Linked DNA regions of Homo sapiens: region 2 is linked to region 1. A link is a loop called in an ENCODE intact Hi-C map of the cell type or tissue named here. Cell type or tissue: mammary epithelial cell. All regions are shown on one strand. Each heading gives the region's core, and the rest is flanking DNA. Links, peaks and the distances in the headings are about the cores only.

What was found. Peaks named below come from ENCODE experiments on the same cell type or tissue, not always from the same donor. Only the 100,000 strongest peaks of a DNase experiment are listed, where the experiment ranks them.
Region 2: it touches region 1 in a loop (2.4-fold over the local background); 2 of 110 quality-filtered maps call a loop at or near these places.

The regions. Positions count from the first base shown.
Region 1 is chr9:20,190,899-20,195,295 of GRCh38, forward strand. It overlaps a transcript of SLC24A2 not described here. Among named protein-coding and RNA genes, the nearest start is that of MIR4473, 220 kb to the right of the region's middle. In mammary epithelial cell, for the core only: CTCF peaks have their summits at 742 and 1,696 (motif pointing right); no DNase peak of the experiment used is centred there.
Region 2 is chr9:20,317,608-20,322,004 of GRCh38, forward strand. No RefSeq gene overlaps it. Among named protein-coding and RNA genes, the nearest start is that of MIR4473, 91 kb to the right of the region's middle. In mammary epithelial cell, for the core only: no CTCF peak of the experiment used is centred there; DNase peaks (open chromatin) are centred at 2,214, 2,464 and 3,564; H3K27ac peaks cover 2,552 bases.

The DNA of each region.
Region 1 (4,397 bases), core at 95-4,094:
TTTAGTACAGTACTTGGTACATAAAAAGTTCTCCAAAAGTGTTAACTGTACACAATTATTTTTCCATGCTCTTCTCAAGGAGCTTGCTCTCTAACAGCAATTTCCACACTAACATTCTTCCCGTCTCTAAAACTTCAATATTTGTGAATTGACTTTGAAAGATTATTTCCCCTGCAGCAAAAATCTCAGATAAAGTGCTCTTTGAGTCACTTAGGGTCATAAAATTGGCCTAATCAAGGTGTAATCACCATGTTTTCCGGACCTTTTTTTTTTTTTTGCAGGACAGACAAGACCTTTGGATCTCTTACTTCCATTCATAAAAACATCTATTATTGCTTTTAGCTTATAAAATATCATTGATGATCTCCTTAGTAAGTATGTAGTTTATATACTTACTGTTTCTGCGGACATAAAAATATCTCAAAGGGTTTTGCACAATCACATGCAACTTCAAGATCCTGATTCACTTTTTCCTATAAATAAGTTCATAAATGGTGCCTTCCCGTGCCAGCATGATTTATGGGACCATAATCCTCACCAGGGATAAGTACACTATAGGAGGTGAGTGCCTAAGACCAGAAGTGAGGTGTAACTGCACAGCTAGTCCAGAAAGCATTCCGACAGTATCTGGAGAAACTAAGAGAGTTTATTCCCTATGGCTAGGTAATTACATTCTCTGGCATATATCTAAAAAAATTATCATATGGATCCACCAGGGGCCACCTAAGAGAATGTTCAGTGTGGCCTCCTTGTGGCAGTAGAGAATTCAGGGCAAACTAGATATCCATTAAGACGGGAAAAGAAGAGTAAAATGTGGTGGTAAGTGCCCTCTAAGGGATGCTATGCAGTGGGTAGATGAAATGAATTTGATTTAATTTTAGTTGTGTGGATAGATCATAAAAGAAATTTGAAGTGAAAAAAAGAGTGAGGTTTCCAGAACAAAACCAACTATACTTGAGGCAGCATGTCTTATTTTAGGAGGGTACACACATGTTTATGAACAGTTCAAACATATTAGAGGATCCTGGCATTGACCCATGAAGATAAGATGCTATGCACAGAGGGGTAAGATGAACTCAACTTTCCGCAGCTCAGGTCCAACCAAACCAAAGCAAATAAGGGAGAGGTGCAGATCAGTTGCAATAGGCATGTGGAGGAAAGTGTGAATATCCTAATTTTAGAAGATCAAACAAATTTTCATGAAAGTGTTGGAATTCCAGCTGCTAGAAGAGCAGGATTAGGTGGTTGAAGATGGGAAAGGTCTATGAAGTCAGAGGTAACTGCTTAAGCAAAGACTCTAAAAGAAGCCAGAAGTTAATCAGGAAAGGATGCAATGAGCATGGTAGACAGAGATTGGGATGAAGTGGGTGAGAAGGCCAAGAAGATGGACAAAGGCTGGGGCTGGGGAGGCCTGGAAAGTTGCACTAAAGACTATTTTGTAGACAAGGGGCAGCCAGTGAATGTTTTAAATTGGGAAGATATATATATATATTTAAGAAAGATATTCTGAGAGCTGAGTTAAAGGTGGATGGGGAGAGAGGTGACTACAGTCAGATACATCTTGTAGAGGAGGAATCATTAACATCAGAATCACATGGACACTTATTAGAAATGCAGATTCCTAGAGCCTAATTCAGTCCATTGTATCAGAAGGGATCCAGATAGAGCCCTGGAATGTATATTTTTAAACCAGCCTCCAGGTGGCACTTAGTTCAACTGGGATTAAGAACTATGTCATTATTAACCTCAGCTGCATATTATTATAGAATCAGTTGGGAAGACTTTTAAATTCCTGATACGGGGGCTGCTCATCAGACAAACTGCATTGAAATCTCTGGGCCTGGGGCCTGGGCATCAGTATTTTTTTGAAGCTCCTTGATTAATTCCAACATGCAGCCAAGGTTGAGAACCACTGCACTGCAAAGAGCCTTTCTTAGAAAACTCAAGAGCCAGCAAGACTTCCCCTCATTCTATCTTCATTTAATCTCCAGCTAATTTGATTCTCTACTTAATTAGATCAAAGCCTCAGGGTCTAAATCACTTATATTAAAAATATAAATTACCCAATCTTTTATTTGAAGAACCCCCCAGCACACAGTATAGTGCTTTTCCATCCCTAGTCTTGGGCAATTGACATTTGATTATCATAAGAGGTCTAAAGTCAGAATTAAATAAAAGTAGCAAGATCCCTGCTCTAGTTTCTTCTGGTGAAAAGAAACAATAACAGGTGGTAGAACAGTCCACATGCCTTGATATTGAGTATACCCTGAAATCATCTACATTCAAAATATTGGATGCATATACCAATTAAGGTGAAAGGAATGGGTTTGAAATAAAGTACAAACTGGATTTGTAACCCTGAGTAGCATTAAGGCATATAAATCATGCCTTGAAATTTTATTATTTATTAGTCAGTGAACAGACTTCTGCTTTAAAATGGTACCTGGCTAGAGTTTCCTGGGGTATTCTCCCAGCTTCCCTTTAAAATTTCTAAGAAGAAAAAGAAAAGCAAGAAAACTTGAAAGCTCACACCACCCAAAAGAAAGATTATCAACCCAGTGCCAGAATCTGGGAAGACTTTCCCTTAAATAGAAATTATATATAATTTATTTTTAATATATGTAATGTATTTTAACACCCAACTGACATCCCCTAATGAAATGTAGTTGATCTTTTAATATATAAGCAAATGTCTATCAATATAGATTCTAAAATTAATACTGGATGCTGAAACTGATAAACAGGATAGTTTAAAGATGATAAATATTTAGGATGTTGATTTTTAAAATATGTAACCCAATAGAGAGACATACAAAAAATAACTGAATAATTAGAGACACTAAGTTCTTAAACAGAATATTCTGTGTATCTACTGAAAGTTATTTGTAAATTCAATGACTTATCTACAGAAGTCCCAAGAGGGTTTTTGTTTTGTTTTGTTTTTAAATATGGCAAAATGATCCTATCGGTTGAAAGAATAATCAAAGGGGCAATGCCAAGAAAATACTGACAAGGAAGACTTTCCCTATCAGACTTTAAGATTTATCAAAGAATTATAGTAATCAAATAGAAGTAGCACAGGAATAGAATCAATGGAATAGGACAGAGTGTGTGTAAATATGAAAATTTAACACATGGTTAAATGAGGTATTTCAAATTATCAGAGAAAAAGATTGAGCTGGGTTTTTTTTTGGGAAAACAAAAGTAAGCACTCCTTCCATCTTTCCACTAAGTAGAACTCTGGACAAATCAAGGATTTAGATGCTCAAACATGATAAAATGTCTTTTAAGCATGTCATGAAAACCAGAAATCAAAGAATAAAGACCAATAAATCTGATTACCTATAAGTCTTAGACTTCTGTATGGAAGAAAGAAGAGAAAATACTGCCATAAACCAATATCTCTGGGCATCAGGTAAGGCACTATTCTTTAGAGACTCAAATCCATTTGACTGAAGCCCGATTCCAGATCCTTTGGTACTCTTCATCCCTTCTCCAAGATTACTGTACACATTCAGGGGCTCACATGCTCATGGCCACTCCTCACCTTTCTCAAAAAATCCTTGTTCTAAATTAATTTATAGGTTGGTTACTTTTCTTTGATTTTCCTAAAATCTCATTCAAAATATTTATTTAACAGAGTTTATTGAAGGTTTAGAATGTGAAAAGAAATGCCAGCAATATCAAATTGAATATCAGGTAGCTTTATCCTAAGAACTCCTTTGTATAGCCCATTTGGAATATATTATTAACAATATTTTTCTGCAGGCTTTAGTTTCTTGCCATGTTGTCTATCCCTGTCTCTCACAGTATTTTTTTTCACATCCTCTCATTTCTCTACTTTTTCTAACTCTCCACATTTCTATTTGATTATTAAATGCAGAAAAATAGAGAACACCTGGATCAAGTAAAACAGCACCATTGACATTTTAGGAAACACACACAGACAGACACACACACGCATGCACACACACACTACATCTTTTCCCATCACAACCACTACTCCACTGCTAGAAATAAATAATATTCTAAGATTGCTAGTAACTACATTCGTGTTTTTCTTTATAGTTTTATTACCTAGGTATACATCCGTAAACCATGTAAATTAGTTTCTTTTTGAACTTTTTATTAATGGAATATTGGATATGTTCTTTTTGTCTCAGTTTTCTTCCCCAGCTCATGTTGATAAGATTTGTCCATGCTGGAACATGTAATTTTAATGTATTCATGTTCGCAGCTGTATAGTTTTCATATTACAATTATTCATCTATTTTACTGTTGATGGCTATTTGCATTGTTTCCAGTTAGGGGAAATTATAAACAATGCTTCAATGTATATGACTGTATATATACCTTAATATAATAACTATTATTTATACACACATTTTTCTGTGTCC
Region 2 (4,397 bases), core at 110-4,109, 130 kb after region 1:
GCAGGAGGAGAGAAAGAGGATAGAAATACCTGGGCTTCTTTCATCCTCCCACCCTCCAATCTCCTGCCAAGGCCTCAACAGGCCAGAGATCTGGCTGACACCGGAGATTGCAGGGATGGCCTCCTGACACACAGAGAGAGCAAGGATTGGGAGAGAATAGAGCTGAGGGCAAGCAGCCCAGGCCTGGCCTAATATCCACTGTGCATGAGTCTTTAAAGTCTCACAACTTAGGATGTGAGAATTACTGTTCTAATCTTACAGAGATGCCGAGACTGTGAGAGTGTCAGTAGCTCACTCCAGAGCGCCAGCTCCGAGATCCATTCCAACTTGGGTCTGCACATGTGGTGGCTCTAGGGGCTGTGGCTCCTTCCCCTCCACGTTTGTAGGTTCCATTCTGATTCCTTCTTGCCTCTATCTGTGCTGTCCCTAAATACACAGGCCCCATACAAACAAACCACATGAGGGAAAGCCCTCCTGTAAGGGACCCAGTGGACAAGGACAGACTCAACAACCACTGGGTCACCATCGATATTTCCTCTCTTGCCCTTTGGGCTTTTGCTCAGATCTCAGGCCATACCTGCTCCCTCTCTGACTGCCCCTCTCCCTCTGTGACCTGGCCCTGTAAACATCCTAACCCTGCTTCCCTGGTGAACTTCTTTTTCATCCTCGAGACCTTATCCTAGTCAACACGTTTTCCAGGAGGCCTTCTCTGGCCCCTCAGACCAGCCCACCATGTGCCCCTTGGCTGCAGGCAATTCCTCTTTCATTATCCTCATGCGCTTTGTGATTTGGGGCCTGGTGGGACAGTCTGCTGAACCATTCATTCATGGGTGTTCTGTGGTTCCATTTCTTCATTTCTACCAGGTGCCTGGCTTTGCATTCCTTTGCTGCAGGGATTTTTCCAGAGAGAAAGTGGAAGCTGAAGGAAGACATTGTTCTTCATGTAAAACACCCAGTCCTTTGCAGGCAAAGCAAAGGGTGAGAGCCCTTCCTTCGATGACAGGAAGAGAGGAGAGAAATTCTCAAGGTGGATGACGGTAGACAGATGCTGAGCTTAGCAGAGACCAGACTGAAATGTAACCAAGTGTTAGTGGAATACTTTTCCCCTGAATACATTTACTAAAAATTCAGCCTTTTAAACAATTTTTTGTTTTGAGTTGGTGTCTTCCTCTGTCACCCAGACTGGAATACAGGGACACAATCATGGCTCACTACAGCCTCAAACTCCTGGCCTCCAGAGATCCTCCCACCTTGGCCTCCCAACATGCTGGGCTTTTTAACAATTTTAAGTCATATGTTGACATGGCTGCTGTTAAGAATATGACAGATGATAGAGGAAAGAAATTGGACAATTAAGTGCCCAGTCTCCTATTAGAAGTTGGACAAGAGTACCTACTCCCCTATCATCCAAGGGTGGCTCAGGCCCTATTCTGCAGACCACCCCCTCCCCTCCCTGGTTAGAGCCTGCCTGTGTCTCCGACAGAAGTGTGCCTAGGGAGCTGTGAATATTCCTCAGAGAGATGGCCAAGGCGTGCACCTGAGGACGCCAGGGCCTTGTCATGGACTTTCCAGCTCAGGTGGACATTCATATACCCACAGGTCACACTGACACAGCAGAACACACTGAGCTGCCTCACATCTTGGCCTGCTTGCCCATCTGGAGACTGAGGTAAAATAGAGATGTTGGCAGCAGCTATGATGGACCAGAAACCAGAGGCCCTTCCTGTGTTTTCAGAATCCTCGTGAAGGCCCTGGGCTTCTGGTGCAAAACTAGGAGTTGGAATTTCCTGCTGCCCTGGCAGGATGAGAGCTTAGAGTCAGCTTTGACTTAAAGAAAACAAACAAAAGTGTGTATTTTTGCACATGAATTGTTGACTGAGGTTCATGCCCACACGATTTGTTTAACGTGTGACTTTTCCAAGTCCCTGACAGCCAAGACTGCCTGAACTCACGGCCCAACGCCCCAACGCATAGTAAGTGCTCGGTCAATATTTCCTGAGTCGAGTGAATGGGTAGTTTTGGAAGTCAAATCTTGGAAGAGCATTTCTCTGTTTCCTCCGGGCAGACCCTGCAGGCATCAGCTCCAGGAGGCATTCGTCCTGACGGTCCCCTAAACCCTGCTGACACATGAGCAGACACTGCACAACTGCACTGGCGGTTTCTGTCCAGACAGGCACTCCCTCTGTGGTGAGAAATACCTCTGAAGTTGCCTAGCATCTTGGGGCTCCTTGCCCATCTTTAGAATTTTCAAGTGCCCCAAGCTATTGTGAATGTGTTCAATGTTTATATTCCAAGCAGCTTGAATCTATGCCTTGCAAAAATGCAAGTTGGAAAGTTAATTCATTCCTTTATGTCAAGGTAATTGCAGTTTCACCCTAATCCTCTCTTGTCAAAGACATTTCTACAATGCAGGGAGTTATCTTTTACAAGAGACACTTCAAGGTGATTTAATAACAACACTTGCTATGAGTCACATTTTCCCTGTAGTCATCTACTCTTCAGCTTGGGAGAGCAGGGCTTCAAGTACAGAAGAGAGAAGGCATTTGGCTAGTCACATAACCCACTTACACACGCTCAGCCAAATGTACACCTTCAAGAGAAAAAGAAAGCCCTAATGAGCACTTGTGGTAACTAAGGTGCTAAACGAGATCTTTCCAAGCAATGCTATTTTTGTTTGTTTGCTTTAGGGCAAGCTATATTCACTCAGTGCTTTGAAACTTAAGACACGTATGAATTTCATGACTGCGGACAAAGAGGAAATTTGATATGGAGATTAATTATTAATTCAACATTTACTGAGCCCCTACTATGAGCTGTGCTAGGGGCTTGGCTACAACAGCACACAGGCTTGCCTGCCAGCTGCCCTCACCAAGCTAGTGGTCCAGCAGGACTGCAGATGTCAAACAAATAACAAAGGCCAAAGATGTCTCTTTCTCTCTCTGTCTGTGTCTCTTTTAAATGCAAAACTATAAATTTATTTTATATACTCCTTTTTACTTCATCTGCATGATAAAAGGAATACAGATGTATTTTTTAATGTAACCAAATTCCCATCTCACTGCGCAGTAGGAAAAAGTCTACCCACTCCTCACAGTTTCTAGTTCTCCCCTCACAGTGGAGCTCATCAAAAGGCAGAGGACATTGGCTGGGACGTGACCAGGTTTCAGGCAATTTGGGAGTGAAAGGCCAGCAGGCAGCTTTATCTTGAAGACTGTTCAGCTCCACAGGGTGACAGATTCTCCCACCAACCATGTCTCTGTCAGCCTCAGCCCAAGAGAAAATTGAGCTGAATAAGAGAGGTCTCAGTGGAAATTATATTGGAAAGACTCACCATAATGGCTTCCTGAAAAAAATACATAAACAAAACACATTTTTCCATCCAAATTAAACAAGTAGGTCAAGAGGGCAACTTTGCCAAGTGCCACTTACTCCCACCTCCAGCTGGAATTTTCTGGGCATGCCAGCACTGGTGTTACTTGCCGTAGGCAGATTCTCTACCCATACTTACAAAAATCCACACCAGCTACTTCTGATGGAGTTCTTAGCGTGCCTCTTTCAACTGGATTTCTAAACAAGGAACAATGTAATTGGCAGGTAATAACAGGCTAACAGGATTGTCTTAACAGATACTGGTGCCTTTTCAGTTCAGACTTTCACCAGCCAAGAGGTTCTATACAAAAGATCCACACATCAGAGCCATGTGATGAGAGGCCAAAACACTGGAGAGCTGTAACCCTGAATGAAGGAGTCAGGTTTACATATTGATTCAAAAAAAAATTGCTACTCTTATCCCTGTGTGACATCATGCTTTGAATATGATCATTGAAGATGTTACTTGGAGTGCAGCTACCTTGAACCCTCGGTGAAATGAAATGGGATAGAAAGGAGTAAGATTGTTGGGGGCTTTAACTACCGTTCCACACTTTTGAAAGTTAGAAAAACAAAGAGCAACAGCAGCTGCCTCTGTGTTGGTAATCATATTTTCCACCAGCAACTGGCTCCCATTGGTTGGAGCCAATCCTTTGCTGTAACAGAGGATCTAAGCTGCCAAGAGAAGGTCCTCATGTTCAGATAGAGCAATAGAGCGGAGCATTTGAAATGAGGAGCTTCACACCAGTCCCCTGTAGGTCTGAGTGCCTGAGGCTCCCTGCAATGCGTGCACACAGTCATTATGCTGCTCCACAGAAAGAGATGGGAGCTGGATGAGTCCTTCCCTGATGACTTGTATGAGCTAATGATCCTACCGGAAATAGAAAAAAAAAAGAAAAGAAAAAACACTAGTCATGTGATTTCAAGACAGTGACAAAAGCTTAAGCTGAGGTTGCCACAAAAGGTTGTGGGAAGGGGTGTGGTCTATAGGCATGGGTGCAGCCAGGGCTGAGAACGACTAGTTAGCT